2 separate regions of the Homo sapiens genome follow, and region 2 is linked to region 1. Evidence: chromatin loops called from intact Hi-C (ENCODE). Cell type or tissue: Calu3. All regions are shown on one strand.

Region 1 (8,000 bases):
CAAGGTTCATCCAAGTTGTAGCCTGTGTCAGAATTTCCTTCCTTTTTAAGGCAGAATCATATTTCATTGTAGGTGTAAACCATATTTTGTTTATCCATTCATCTGCTATGGACACTAGGATTGCTTGCACCTATGGCTGCTGTGAATTAATGCTGCTATGAACCATAGGTGTGCAAAATGTCTTTTGAGTTCCTGCTTTTAATTCTCTTGCTTACACCCAGAAATGGAAATGCTGGATTATATGGTAATTCCATGTTTAATTTTTCGAGGAACCGCCATACTGTTTTTCATACCCAGTGCATAATTTTCATGTCTCATTGTTGATAAAATAGAGGTGACTAGGAGGCTCCAGGAAGAAGCCAGAGCCCCAGAGGACACAGAATGGCCTGGGAATGTATTCCCTCCATCTGTGCTAGGTCATGATTTGGGCATCGCTGGCTTCCTCTCCCCAGAGGCCAGCTCTTGCTGGATTCCAATGACCTGGTTCCCTCTTTGTGCCTCTTCAGGGCTACCCTCTGGTGACTGCCTCCCATGTTGCTTGTCTTGGGTGCCTTAGCATCCCTCGGTGGGTCCCTTGGCTCTGCCTTCACTTCTGTCAATAGACCTCCATTAGCTGCTCTTCATTGGAAACTTTTGAGCGTGCCATTTGCTACCTGCACATCTTGTCTGATATAATTACTAGCAGGATGACCTTGGGCACATTGCACAACCTCACTGTACCTCAGTTTCCTTCATCTATAAACTGCCTCCCTAGGGTTGCTGATGTATGTTGATCTATTACAAAGGACTGAAAACAGCCACTGGCACATAGGAAGCCCTCACGTAAGTGTTCACCATTATTTGTATGATTACCATATCCCTGTGCAAGGTCCCTCCTAAGATGTAAGCTGCCTTAGGTCTCCAGGGCTCCCCCTTTGGAATGTGAGCCCCTTACAGATTCAGTACCTGATTTCTGGGCTTCGAGGCAAGACAGACATGGCCAAGGGGAGAAAAGCAGTATTGGAAGGATGCTCCCAGACCTATCCACCAAAGTGAGACAAAGCATTGGGTGAACCCTCTTCTCAGTACCAGCTTCACAGAATAGTAAGCAGCTGCAGCGTGGGGCTCAGAGTGGCTTTGGCTTCTGTGCTTACTTAGCAAGTGATCCGTCACAAGTCCTGCCAGCTCCCTTTGGAACTCTGTCACCCCGCTCAGCCATGGACAAGCAGACAGCCACGGATATTATGACAATGCAAGTCCTGGAGGGTTTGCATCTCTGATATGGAGGAGTCAGAGTAATCCTTCCCACTCTCCCCCGAGATGCTTTTCAAAGAGGAGCCTGCTTTGAGTTCTGAACATCTGAGTCTTTCACGAAGGAATGTGGAGAAATCGAGGGGGCTTTTCTTCCCTGCAGAACTGATGATGGCCATCCAGAGGGGGAAAGGCACGAGCAGGCTCCCTCTCTCTCTCTTTCTCTCCCCCTCTTTTTTTGGGTGCAACAGAAACCTTGCACTTCCCTTAAGCTTTCTGTAGTACATGTTAAGATTCCTCTGCCACGCCCAAATTTCAACTTTTCTCCAATATTCTCTTTAACTTAGAATGAGGACTCAGGCCCTAATTGAATTGTCTTTGAACAGTTTTTGTTCTGAGCTATGAACTGTATATTCCCTTTATTCACCCAACAGATATTTATTAAATATTTTTGGTTGGGCATGGTGGCTCATGCCTGTAATCCCAGCACTTTGGGAGGCCGAGGCAGGCGATCACGAGGTCAGGAGTTCGAGACACCCTGACCAACATGGTGAAACCCTGTCTCTACTAAAAATACAAAAATTAGCTGGGCATGGTGGCGTGTGCCTGTAATCTCAGCTACTTGGGAGGCTGAGGCAGGAGAATCACTTGAACCTGGGAGGCTGAGGTTGCAGTGAACCTAGATTATACCATTGCACTTCAACCTGGGAGACAGAGTGAGACTCCATCTCAAAAAAAAAAAAAAAATTACGTGGCTGGCACTGGATTCTGTACTGGGAATGTGATGAACAAAGGAGATAAGGACCCTGGCCTCGTTTACATTCTAATAGGGAAGACAGCCAAAAGTGAATGAATAAGTGAATACGTAAACAGACACAATAGCGGCAAGTTGTAATGAGTGCTGTGAAGGGGAAACACCGAAGGCAGCAAGGACAGCATATGCAAAGGTCCTGTGGCGGAAAGGGAGAGAAAGTTACTATGCCAAAATAACACCCCAGGGGCAGAGGGAGATGGAGAGTTGGAGAGGTGGCCACAGCTGGCCCCACAGGGCCTGGCTGGCTGCAGGAAAGTTTCAGAGTGCTTTTCTGAGTGTAATGGGAATCCACTTGCAGGGTTTAGGTAGGAACAATGTGATCCGATGGTGACTGGCTACTGTGCTAATGGGTCTGGGTGACTGATTTGGAGGCGACTGAAGATAACATGTCACCCTGGGCTACCAAGGAGGCAGAGAAGGTTGGAGAGATTTTCAAGGCAGAATTGAGAGGAGTTCCTGATGGATTGTGATGGAGAGGGAGGGAAGAGAATTTAGACAATGAGAAAAATCCCAGATAATGCCTAGAGCTTTTCACTTTCTCAAACACTCATCCCTTTTCCCTCTTATTTTGATTAAGCACTATCTGTCATTTTCTTTGAACATATAAATATCACTTGGTGATAGCGAAGTAAAAGCATCAGGCATGATCCTGCACTAGTTTGTGGGCATGGATTCAGTATGGACTTCTTACTTCAGGGAGTGTGTCCCCAGGTCACCTTGGTTCTGTGGACGCTGAGAGCAGGCCTCTTGTAATGCAAGTGCTGAGAAGACTTAGAGATAATTAGGGCAGCGTCTTCTCTGCGGAGAGGTTGAGCCACTCAGCTGGTGTCACCCAGCTGGTCAGTGGCAGGGAGCCAGGCTGCACGTCTTTGATTTTTAACCTACACTCTCACCAGTGAGATCAGCCCTGGGCAGCCTGTGAATCTGATCGTGTTACCTTCCATTGATTCCCAGATACCCTGTGTTCCAGGCAGTGCCAAGAACCAGTGAGGAGCACTCCGGGCCCTGGTAGACAGAAACATCCTTCAGAGTTTATGGCAAACAGGAGAGATTTGAAAGTGGCCAGTATGTAGGGAAATGGTTCAGTCAGTTATGTTATATGAAAATGATGGAATATTTCCCAAATATTAGGTAGTGGTCAGAAGAATATTCTGTAACTTTGGAATGCATGTGGTAGAGAACCAAGTGAAAAAATAGGACTTCGTAGTATGGGTTGAGTGTGCAATGCACTTAAGGAGAAGGACTTGGGAGGATTATACTGTTTCATTTTTCCTAAATATGTCTATGATGCAGTTACATGAAAAAGGAAGCATGCTGTCAGAACCCCCAGTTCCCAGTTTAGTTGTCATAATGCTTAAAGGCCAAGGGGTAAGAGCAAATGACTGGAGTTACCAAAATTCCCCTCCGAGGAAGGGCAGGTCGGCGTCCTTCTGCAAACATTCTTCTAGCCAACGGAACCTGCCATTGTGGAATGGCAAAGGTGGGGACCTGCCGTGCGTGCTGCTGGAAGAAGTTTATAATCAAATGTGTCCATGAGTCCAAGACAGGATGAGTCAATGGTGCTCACGGAGGACTCTTCCATCCCCAGTCATACCCCTTAAAGCAGCACAAAGCAAGCTCCTGTCATCGGGTCCCGAGTGACCACAGGATGTTATTTTGGCCTTTGGCCCTGTGTATTTCCTTCCCTGGCCTTGAGAGGGCTGTGGAGGGCAGATCAACAGGGCAAAGGAAGCTTCGCTCTTTGAAATATCCATGCTTGCCCCTTCTGGGACCTCCCTCCTGGGTGCACCTCTAATCATACGACCCCTCCTTGTCGAGGACCGTCTTTTCCGAGGCTCTGTGGCATATGGTGACGATGACATAGGAAAAGCAGCTTATCTTTGAAATTCAGCTTGTGAATTCCAATTCTGTGAAATTGTGGGAATCCTCAGGCCTTTCCCGAACAAGCTCCCGTGCTCTTGGTCTGGTTGCCGCTGGCAGAGTTAGTGTCTTTTAGCTTCTCACTCAGGTGGTGCTTTGTTGCCTGGACAAGCTATACTCCTTCTTCCCTTTTTTCTCTGCTCTGGAGTGTTTTTGTGGGGTGAGGAGAGCTCTTAAATCCTTCTAGGTCTTGAGATGATGACACTAGGAGCCTGGTCATTGTGGGCAGGAAGTAGACTATAGATAGGGCCGACAGATCGTTGCCTTCGGCCTTTGTCACTTGTTTAACCCACTTGAGTGTTTATTAAAAATGTGAGTTAGTTCCCGACATTCACTCTGGATCTAGGCTTCTCCTGGAGCAATAATAGCTGAAGCCAGAAGCGTCTGTGCAGCAGCTAGACGGGGCAGGTTGCTCCGATGGCCCCATTGCCCTCCCAGACTGCTTTCCTCGTTAGTACCCCCTGCTTGGCCCTAGCAGCCAGGTGACTTTGGGACCCTGGGTCGGTCTGTACACTGCAGAGTGCTGTCTTGGATCCTGGGGCTCTTATTGACACACAGCTGCTGGCAATTCCCCTTTGGCCCCCGTGCAGGTGACCGAAAGTGACTGCAGCCCAGTTAGCAGGGGCTTTTCCAGTTCCATGTGAGAATTGTTTATCCTCCCAACTAGGTGTTCCAGCAGGGCCGTGGGAGCAGAAGCAGAATTCAGATGACAGATAGACGAATGGAGATAAAATAGAGATTGACTTCTGCATTCCTTGCTCAGCTTTCCACACCCTAATAAAAGTCTGAGCCAGAAAGTGGGTGGAAGCCCTGGCCCTTTGTTACCTGCCCTTTGTTTCAGTGCCATGCGGCTAATGAATGCCGACCTCCGGGAAGCTTTTTCCACTCCTGCTTGGCGCATGAGAATACAACCAGCTGGTCCCTCCACAGTGGGCTCAAATGTGACCCTGCGTAGTGCTCCTGGGAGGTGCATTTGAGCTGTCCTAGAAGGGCTTCCAGAGCTCGAGCTGTTGCCAAGTTTAGAAGTGGCCGCATGTGTGGTGCCAGCCACAGCATCCTATTCCTGCAGATAAGCCTACAGGCTCTGTAGGAGTGCCGGCATGCACACAGCACCACCTGGGTGGAAAGCAGCAGTCATTGGTTAGGAATTTGGGGATTTTCTAATCTAAGTGTTCTCCCAAGGAAGTGCAAGTCAGGAGAGGGCCGAATGTGCACGAGACTCTGCAGGAAGGCTGAAAAACTTTCAAAACAGTACAGGCAATTAATCAGGGATGCCTGCATGGGCCACTCTCTGGTGCCCTGTGTTTACAGACATGAGGGCTGGGTTTTCCTGCCCTGAGAAGAGAGGGCCGTCCAAGGAATAGGAGAGCCATGGCACAGGAAGTGGAAAGTCAGTCTGGGATGTAAAGTTGGAAGTCAGGGTCCTTTGGGTCCTGTATCCTGACTAATGACCCCAAAGATATTCTGGGTGGCATGTGCCAGCCTCCTTGCCAAGTGTCTCAGAGCCTGCAGAGCACCATCCATCCTCAATTCCTTTAATAACCTGAGGAACCTGTCATCCATTTAGGAATCAATACTTTGGTTTTTTTTTTTTTACTATTATTTCTGCTTACCTCACCTTTTGGGGGAATCATTCCCTCCATTTTTATCCCTGGTGTAAACTTCCCTGCCCTCTGGCAGATGTCATTGTTATCCTTGAGTATTTATGCAGTTCTGATGTCCTTACTGAGTGCTGACCCTCTGCATGCAGGTATCTAGGTGTGGTTGGGGTGGGTGCATCAAAAAGGCTAGACTGTGTGCAGCTGCTTCTGCACACAGATAACTCTGACACACACCCAAATTGGCATAGAGACTGGCGCTGGGGGGAAGGATGTGACCAATAGGACCAGACTGTCTACCTGGGTTCAAATCCTGGCTCCACCATTTCCTGGCTGCATGATCCGGCACTAGGTTTCTCATCTGTTAGTGGGGATAAGGGTAGTACCCATGCGGAGGGCAGTTGTGAGGAGTAAAAGAGTAACTATACTGTAATCCCAGCACTTTGGGAGGCTGAGACAGGCAAATCGCTTGAGGCCAGGAGTTTGAGACCAGCCTGGTCAACATGGCGAAACCCCATCCCTACTAAAAATATAAAAATTAGCCAAGCGTGGTGGTATGTACCTGTAATCCTAGCTACTCCGGAGGCTGAGGCACAAGACACACTTCAACCCGGGAGGTGGAGTTTGCAATGAGTTGAGATCGTGCCACTGCACTTCAGCCTGGGCGACAGAGTGAGACTCTGTCCCCCCAAAAGAAGAGTAACTGTAGGTGAATTGCCAGCGTGGTTCTGGGCAGCTGTGAAGCCCTATGAAAGTGTGTTGGTGGTTGCCTTTAATATAGAAGGCAGATGAGCTTGTAGTCCCAGCTACTTGGGAGGTCAAGGCAGGAGGATCGCTTGAGGCCTGGAGTTCAAGACCAGCCTGAACAATATAGTGAGACCCCGGCTTTAATAAATAAATAAATAAGCAAGCAAGCAAGCTGAGCGTGGTGCTGCACACCTGTGTTTCCAGCTACTCGGGAGGCTGAGGCAGGAGGATCACCTGAGCCTGGGAGATTGAGGTTGCAGTGAGCCCTCATGGTGCTACTGCACTCCAGCCTGAGCAACAGAACCAGACCCTGTCTCTAAAAAACAACAACGAAAAGAAGGCAGACTGTGATGGATTCTATACGGAAGAGATAAATGCCCTGCTGTGGAAATGTAGAGGAGGAAAAATTAGTCCTGACAAGGGAGGTTTTTAGGAGAAAGGCAGATTGAAGCTGCCCCTGGGGAAGAAAGTTGTAACAGGCAGAGGAAGCAGCTGGAATGAGGTAGGGAGGCCTGATGGTATGGAGTCTGCATGCTCAGGGCTGCCTGCTGTGGCCAGAGATTCGGGTGTGTGTATTGTGGAGGGGATTGCAGGGGGCTGGGGAAGCAGAGATCAGTCTGCAGTGGTGGGTGAAGACAGCCAGTCGTGTTGCACGTGGGACAGGGGCCCTGGCTGGGCAGGCAGGGGGAGCCCAGCCCTGTCACTGGCCATTGATCCCAGGCCTTGACCAAATGGGGTCTCTAATCCCCAAGGGTCCCGGTGGGTTATTAGGAAGGGCAGATGAGCCCCTGCAGGGGAACGTTGTGCAGTATGGCAGGCGCACCCCACATGGGTGTGTGATCCTTTGTTTTTTTGCTGCAGGCTCCATAATGTCATCCGGTCTTTCTAGCCTCCTAAGAATGAGGTTCCTAGTTCTTACCTAATTTCTCTTCAATTTCTCATGCACTGCATCTTCCCGCTGTTTATTTAATGTACATGTTGTCTGACTTCATTTGGTTCTGTATTTCACAACCAGTCTGATTGCTCTTGTCCCAAGTCATTGCTTTTTGGGGTGAGGGCTGATGTGTTGTTGAAAGTCTTTGGCAATGCTTAATTTTATGGTATGTGCAATGCTAATTCTGCCTTTAGTAATTTGATGACAGAGACTTCTTGGGAACCACAGCCAGGGAGCCACCCTTTACTCCACCAACAGGTGGCTTATATCCAATCTGAGAAAGAAAGAAAAAAAAAAAAGTATTTCTCTGGCTTTCACTTCATTTGACAGGTGAGCTGAAGCTATTGTGTGTATTCTCTTAGTAAAGTCAGTTCCCACAGTTCCCTGGGGGTGATGTGGCTTTGAGGTAAGAATGAGGTAACAGACTTAAATGTACATGATTTTATTGAGATAGAATTCACATACCACAAAATTCACCCTTTTAAATTGTAAAGTCCTGTGGTTTTTAGTATATTAACAAGGCAGTACAACCATCACCATTATCTAATTCTACAACATTTCATCATCCCCAGAAGAAACTCCATTAGCAATCCTCTCCCATCCCCTGTTCCCTTACCCTCTGGCAACTGCTTATCCACTTCCTGTCTGTGGATTTGCCTTTTCTGGACATTTAATATACATGGAATCAGTGCAATACGTGGTGTTTTGTGTCCAATTCTTTCACTTAGCATAATGTTTTCAAGGTTTATTCACATTA
Region 2 (8,000 bases), 390 kb before region 1:
TAACTGCAAAAATAATGTAATAATTATGACTAACCACACTGGTTTAAGTGAATTTACAAACAATACATTTTTCTTCTTCTTCTTCTTCTTTTGTTTTTGTTTTTTTTTTTGAGACAGAGACTTGCTCTGTCACCCACACTGGAGTGCAGTGGTATGATCTTGGCTCACTGCAACCTCTGCTTCCCAGGTTCAAGCAATTCTCCTGCCTCAGCCTCCAGAGTAGCTAGGACTACAGGCATGCAGCACCACACCCAGCTAATTTTTGTATTTTTAGTAGAGACGGGGTTTCACCATGTTGGCCAGGATTGTCTCCATCTCTTGACCTCATGATCCACCCGCCTCGGCCTCCCAAAGTGCTGGGATTACAGGCGTGAGCCACTGTGCCTGGCCAGCAGTGCATTTTTCAAATGAAATACCATTAGGCATTTTAGTGGGTTGAATGATCACAACCGAAAAAAATAGGTAATTTTTTTTAATGTGATCTTATTTCATGAATGTGATCTTATTTGGTAAAAGGAACTTTGCAGATATAATTAAGGATCATGAGATGAGATCACCTGAATTTCTGGCTGTAGGCAGGGGAGCCTAAATCTAATCCTGTGTCCTTATAAGAGAAAGACAGAGGAAAATTTGAGAAGGGGGAGAAAGGAGTGAAGATGGAGGCAGAGACTGGAGTTACACAGCCACAAGCCGAAGAACACCCAAAGGCCCCAGAAGTTGGGAGAGGCAAAGAATGGATTCTCCCCTGAAGACTTCAGAAGGAACATGGCCCTACTGACACCTTGATTTCAGACTTCTGGCCTCCAGAACTGTGAGAGTAAAGGCCTATGGTTTTAAGCCACCAAGTTTGTGGTCACTTGTTATAGCAGTCCTAGGAAACTAATATAGGCGTTAAGTGAACAAAGACCACAGAACTCTCTTTGATAACCCTGCCAGTCACGCGGTCCCAACCAGTATGATCTCATCCCAAACAAAGGACCAAAGATCTATTATGTATTTTGTTTTGCCAGCTTATTCAGAGTTGGCTTTCAGGAAAGAACTACATCTTGTTTGATTGAAAATATTTTGAAACATCATTCACCATCTCTGATGGTATTTATGGCTCAACATTCTTTATAGCAACAAGATGAATACTAAATTAGAAGCTTATTTCAGAATTGTGGTGGGCCTGCCTTCCACACACTGACAGGGAGAACTAACTTCTTCAAGGAAGAATAAACAGAGGGAGATAGCCAAGGGATCCATTCTAAGAGATTTTATTTCCTTAAGCAAAGGTGGCCCTGGCTTGGACATCGCAGGAAGATTGAAGTGCCATCCTTGTGCCAATAAGAAAAAAGAGGCAGCCCACATACGTCGGGGTTTTGGGTTTGAGGTATGGTCCTATGATAAGACAGGTAATATCCTCTTATAAATAGCATAAAAGGGAAAAAAAGGAGAAAAGGAGAAAACCACAACATGGAAACTTCACATTTACTTTAGGAAGTCAGAGTAAATCCAAAGATCAGAGAACCTGGCATAGATCTTGTTAACATTTTGAAATCAGTTTGTCTCCAGTAATAGTCCTAAAGTGTAAGTATTTTTAAAAAAATTCTTCTGAGGCAATTGCTTCCCTCCCACAAACCACTTAGCAGTACAAGCTTCTTGGTTTTAACTTCAAACATAATGTGACAAAAATGTATATTTCAAGGACAAATTATGATGGAAAAATAGATCATTGTATTTATCTTCTACAGGTATGATGAGAGGATTATTTGATCATTTCTACTGAATCATTAAATCAGAAAGATTGCAAAACATTCTGTGAATTATACATGCAAATTGCCTTTAATAACACCAACATTCAGTTGCCTCTGGAATCTAATAAAGAAAATGTTTTTGGTCCACCCAGCAGCATTTATGTAACAGGGCCAACATGAGACATAACAGTGACATTTGAAACGAGCTTCAAATGACATGAAAGCCATTATAATATGACAGTATTATGATGATCTTATTAATTGCCGTGGACATCGTTAGGTACTTTGTTTATTAGACAATTCCAATTGTCTAATATTTAACATTTTAACCTTTCCAATTCTTCCCCTAAATTTTTAAAAACTATTTTAACATGCTAATTTATTTTTTGGGTTTAAGATGGATCTGAGCTAACATTATCTCATTTTAGGAAGCCAGGTAGAAAAATCAACTTTCCCCATCACAAGGATTTATACAATTCCTGGGGATGGACTCAGGCTGGACTGGCTTGGATCACATGACCATATCAGGATCAATCACTGAGGCAGCTGGCGGGGTGGATCCTCTCTCTAACTGGGAGCCCTTCTCTGGTCCTCATGTTTCAAAGGAAAAGACCCATCTCCAAAGAAAAAGGTGGCCATGCTATTAGCAGAAAGGACTAAGGGAAGGAGCTATTCAGAAAAACACAGGTGCGTGCACACACACTCAGACATATACACAGATGTACTTAGACAGACTGAAAAGATACTGGAAGAAAGTATAGTGATGTTGTAATCCCAGCACTTTGGGAGGACCATGATGTCAGGAGATCGAGACCATCCTGGCTAACACGGTGAAACCCCGCCTCTACTAAAAAATACATAAAATTAGCTGGGCATGGTGGCATGTGCCTGTAGTCCCAGCTGTTTGGGAGGCTGAGGCAGGAGAATTGCTTAAACCCGGGAGGCAGAGGTTACAGTGAGCCGAGATTGCGCCATTGCACTCCAGCCTGGGTGACAGAGTGAGACTCCATCTAAAAAAAAAAAAAACAAAACAAAAAAGTATAGTGATGAATGTGTTAGCCACAGTTCTGGATTATGGAATTACTGGGGATATATAATCACATGTTGTTTACTGTACTTGTCCCAGTATTAAGCACTTTGCCTTTTTATACACAGAAGTGATAAGACTTCACTAACACTAGTTTGTTATTGTAAATAAAAGGGGGATTGAAAGCTTTGGCAGAGGTAGAAGAGTTCCAGGCAGTAAGAGAATCGTGGGTGCTCTGTGATCCTCAGAGAAGACTTCTGGCAGGTCAGAAACAGATTGCTTTAATGGCGTAAATGAATGGTCACTCAGCGATGGGGAATAGCAGCTCCTGGAAAGGGCTACAAGGTGCTGCCAAACCGCTGCCCCTTCTTGTTTCACCTCCAGTTTATTCTAAGCAGGGGCACGTGTTTTTCTCTTTTGGTCTTGCTATTCTCAGTCTTGGATTACACATCTCTTCTGACTCATTCATCCATTCAAGCTCAGTTGAGAAAGGTTTTAAACCTCTTCCTCTGACAAAGAATCCTTTATTTAAATATGCCTCCTACCCACGAGAAACAAAGCAGGATTCAGTTACCAAGTATTCCAAAAGCCATTGTTTTCTAAGCGTTTGTCATGTGCGCACATTATTTTATTTCATTTAATAAATTCTGGGTTGCCATTCCAAATTTCAGATGAGGAAATGAAGACATGGAAAAGTTGTGTAACTTGTGGAAAATCATACGGCTTGAAATGACCTAACTGGGATTTGAACGGAAGTTGGTTCCAAGCCCATGACCTCGAAAAGGGAGGGCCTAATACTGCCACATCATAGCTATGTTGTTTTCAGCAAGTCATCTCCACCTGAGTCATAATTTTCTCGACTGTAAAGTCAGAATATTTATACATCCCACCAGCCTGTTGCACTGGCTCTTGGCAAGTTCTATAAGATGACACACAGAAAGGAACTCTGTTCATAATGGATCATGCCTGCACACGTGTGATATTTTGTCCACAGACTGAGCCTCTAGGAGACTGCCTACAGAGTTTGGAGGCACATCCAGTAAAGCTGGAATGCTAGGAAATTCAGGGGGTTGCACAATAGGAGGAAGGGGTAAAATGATGATACTAATAGACTGAGTCTGCAGGTGTGGGTTGGTAAGATGCTAGGCAGAGTCTGGGCAAGGTCAGGTGACCAACTGTCCTGACCTGGCCCAGGACTTGGGGATTTCTAGGGAAGTAGGAATTTCTGTGCTAAAACTGGGAAAGTCCTGAGCAAGCCAAGATGAATTCACTTGGGGAGCTTTGAGGACCAGGCAGCTCGATAGTGACACCATCCATATCTCATAGGTGCCAGCCCCTTCTTTGGCCCTTTTGGAAGAGCAGAGAAAAGCGTGCATTTCCAGAAATAATGAGAGATCAAGGAACCACACTCAGAGAGAACTGTAGTGATTCTCCCCCAAACTCATAGCACCCTGAAAGTGGACTCTTCAGAAGTTTCCTCAGGTCACAAGCCCGTGGCCATCCATTTGGGACATAACACTCAGTCTTTTCCAGGGAGGAGGGGAGGGCTCAGTTGGGAGTCAGAAGCCAAGAGAGCAGGCATTTCGAAGTTTGCACACAGCCTTGCATTTGAATGCTGTCCCTCTGCTAATTCACACTTTCCTTAAAATGCACGCTTTTCCATAGGGTTCCTATGCCTTCCTGACTAGTGAGTTCTTGAGCTCTCCCGTCTTTCTTGTGTGGTAATGTTCAGGCAGGACTGAATACCCAGAGTGGACCTGGTGCAGAAAAAGCTGTGACTCCTACCCCAGCCCACAGTATTCCTATTTAGAAAATTCTGCAATCTTATTTTGACACTCCCCAGCTCTCCATGTGAGAGCCAAATTGCCTGGGTTCACATCCTGCTGTTACAAGTTCTTGCCAACTGTGTCCCAGTAAGCAAGTTACTTCATCCTCCTTCCCTATTTTTCTCATTAGTAAAATCAGGGTGATAATTATGATACCTAATATAATTGGTAGTGTGAGGATTAAATAAATTAATACATGCAACGTGCTTAGAACAATGTCTGGAAGCTAGTAAGTACTCAGTAAGTATTAGTGTTTATCAGTTTTTTACCTACCTACTCATTGCACTAGGGTGGTATTCTACCACTTTAAAAAACGAGATTTAAAGGTTCCCTTCCTTAGTTTAGTAGAAGGAGCATAAAGTTTTGGAGGTGTGTGGTTTTTCTCCAACATTGTGTAACTCCTGTAAGTTTCAGTTTCCTGGTCTGCTAAATTGGGCTAAGAGTCCTCTGAGGAGGATTCAACGAGATAATACACGGCCATTCCCTCCTTAGGGCCCCATATTGCTTACACTCTATCTACACTAGAGCATTGAGTATCCTATGTTATGTTTGTCACTAGACTGTGAGCCTCTTGAGAGAAAGGGTTGTATCTTTTTTATCTTCCCATTTCCAGAGCTTTACTCTGCCTGGCATGAAGGGAGAATCAAATCAATGCATGTCTGCTGAAGTGACGGCACCTAGTACAATACCTAGCTCGTATTAGAGGATCAATGAACTATGGTTTTCCTCCTAAGGTTATAAAGCCAGTCAGTAGCATAAGAGGGCTAATCTTGACATTCTGTTCCTTAAACCGATTAGTAAAGTTACCTTACAAGGAAGATTATTGAGGAAGTGATTATAGAATGCCTTTAGTTCATGAGCAAAAATAGCACTTAAATAGAGGTTCCATTAGACAGTTGATCTACCTTTCTATTTTCCAAATTGGGCTTTCTGTAAAACATCCATTGTATTTCCTTCAGTTTTCAGTTTCAGTACATTTTAGACGAAGTGGAAACCCTCAGGACGCAGTCATCAATAATTCTCAGTAAGAATTCTGGCTCCTCCGTAATTGAATTGCCCTCTCCTGCTAATTTGTGTGCATCCATACAATATATCCCTTTCTTCCAACTAAAAACATCACTCATTGACATTGCTGAAAATTCAGAACCAAGATGGAGAAGTGAAAAGGGCCCAGGGGATAGAAGAAATTAAATTGGATGTTTCCTCAGAGTTAAGGTATTTTTTCTTCCTTTACATCTTGGTAAGTAGTCACTTTTGTGGTGATAGCAGTGGTACGATGGGAGCATATATGATGGGTAACATTTTATATTCGTATATGTCACTGATACAGTTTGAAAACAATTTTAAGATGCATGAACAGTATTTTTTCTCATCAGAAGTTTTTGGTCTAAAGCTATTCTTCTCAGAAAAAACTGACTTTCTAACAGCAACTTCTTATACAGAATAACCCTTGGCTTCGTACCGTGTATTCCATTGGTGTAGAATTAGAAAAAATTGAGTCTACTAGAATATAGTTCTGTTACTGCAACCTACACTTATAAGCCCTCAGATCTTCTTATACAATTTCAGAAACTCAAACACTCCAGTCCAAAATAATGAGATGACGGGCCACATTCAAAACTTGAAATGGAATATGTGAGGAAGTGAAAACATTTTTTCCAAAAAAATTTAAACAGTAAAATAGGGTGTGCCTTTGATTTAAATTCTGAATGTTTGAAAATGTAAGCAATTGATTCTTATCAGCCTCCTTCATACAATACTTTGTTTATTTTTCCATCTTGACTGTCTCAGTTATTCTGTTTCCCATTTAATGAAGACAGATTTTGTAATTCTTGTTTCATTAATGTTGGCCTCTCGAGTCTGATTTAGCCAGAATAGCTGTGATCATATGCAGAATTTAATAGGGAAGGGAAATAGCTAATTACATATGTTATCAAAGGAAGCCAGGAAGTGCCTGGAGAGAAGATACATCCGTAAATCTCAGAGTCACACATCATAGCACAGAGTATGGAGCCTGTGAGAAAGAACTAACTGTGTGGCTGATGTCAAGGTTTCATCCAAGCTAGAAAATCTTGCATAGAAAGCACCCAAACTTGTACTTGCCTTGTTCCCTTCTGGGCTCCCGAATTGTTATAGGGCTTTTGAAAAAAATTAATGATACAAATCCTGCATCCCAAATAGGATGACTGTATAATCACAGAACCAGCAGGAACTCTTAGCAGTTCCCATGATGTGGACCAAAAGCAGGACCAACTCCAGGCAGGCATTCTATGGGAAGTACACAATGACATCTCACACTGCCTCTCCCTCTACTGTGCCCCTGCTCTCCCTCCACCATCCCATTACAGTTTTCTCTCATCTCCTCCTTTTGCATTCAAGTGTAGATCCACGTACTGGATACCAGGCAACCTTGGGCATCTACACCAATGACTTCATTTCACTAAGAAAAAATGAGGTCAGAGTTTATGAGTTTGGAACAGAACCTACTACTCATAAGTGTCAGAACTCCATTTGTTGAATTTTTCTTTCTAACCAGTGTCAATGGTTTTTATTATTTTATTTTTTGAAATGGAGTTTCACTCTGTTACCCAGGCTGGAATGCAGTGGCGCGATCTCAGCTCACTGCAATCTCCGCATCCTGGGTTCAAGCAATTCTCCTGCCTCAGCCTCCCGAGTAGCTGGGACTACAGGCACAAACCACCATGCTTGGCTAATTCTTAAATTTTTAATGGAGATGGTGTTTCACCATGTCGGCCAGGCTGGTCTCGAACTCCTGACTTCATGATCTGCCCACCTCGCCCTCCCAAAATGCTGGGATTACAGGCATGAGCCACCCTGCCTGGCCATGTCAATGGTTTTTAAAGTTATTATAATGTTCAACATTAACCAAAACATGTTTTAGGAGTCCAGAATCAGTTAATAGTCATTTCACACCGAAGATGAATTGATGCTAATAGGAAGAGGGGCATGACCTCAGAAGTAACTACAATATGAGGCTACTGCTGCAGAGAAGAGGCAACAGGTCTGCCCTCTCACTTGCAGCAGATGTGACTCCCTGCATCTCTGTTTCCAGCTGCTTTACACTCCTGCAAAAATAAGCCAGGAGAAGACAGTGGTTGCTACAGCACCTTCAGTAGAATAAATTTTTTAGAAAGATCCAGTTGCACTTTCTTTACTGTCACAACAGCCTTATGAAATTCACAGCTGTCATATATTCCAGGACTATGATATTTTTCATTTATTCCATTATTTGTAAGTTTACCAGGTGGTAGAGCCAAGGTGGTGGGGTAAAGTAATGGAGTGGTGAGTTCTATCCTGAGGCCAAGGTTGTTGGCAATCTCCCTGAACTTCTCTCTATCCGACAGCTGCTTAAGGGTTACCATTCCCATTTCCGGTGGTTGAAATTGTACC

What was found. Hi-C counts contacts between places; a loop is a spot of excess contacts. Peaks named below come from ENCODE experiments on the same cell type or tissue, not always from the same donor. Only the 100,000 strongest peaks of a DNase experiment are listed, where the experiment ranks them.
Region 2: a loop joins it to region 1, with 2.8 times the contacts of the local background. A loop is called at or near these places in 2 of 110 quality-filtered maps.

The regions. Positions count from the first base shown.
Region 1 is chr15:91,943,381-91,951,380 of GRCh38, forward strand. The region is part of intron 2 of SLCO3A1 (solute carrier organic anion transporter family member 3A1); the gene reads left to right. Among named protein-coding and RNA genes, the nearest start is that of SLCO3A1, 94 kb to the left of the region's middle. RefSeq lists an enhancer at 6,699-7,571. In Calu3, a CTCF peak has its summit at 3,753; DNase peaks (open chromatin) are centred at 2,915, 3,651 and 5,081.
Region 2 is chr15:91,558,317-91,566,316 of GRCh38, forward strand. No RefSeq gene overlaps it. Among named protein-coding and RNA genes, the nearest start is that of CRAT37, 99 kb to the left of the region's middle. In Calu3, no CTCF peak of the experiment used is centred here; DNase peaks (open chromatin) are centred at 3,155 and 3,565.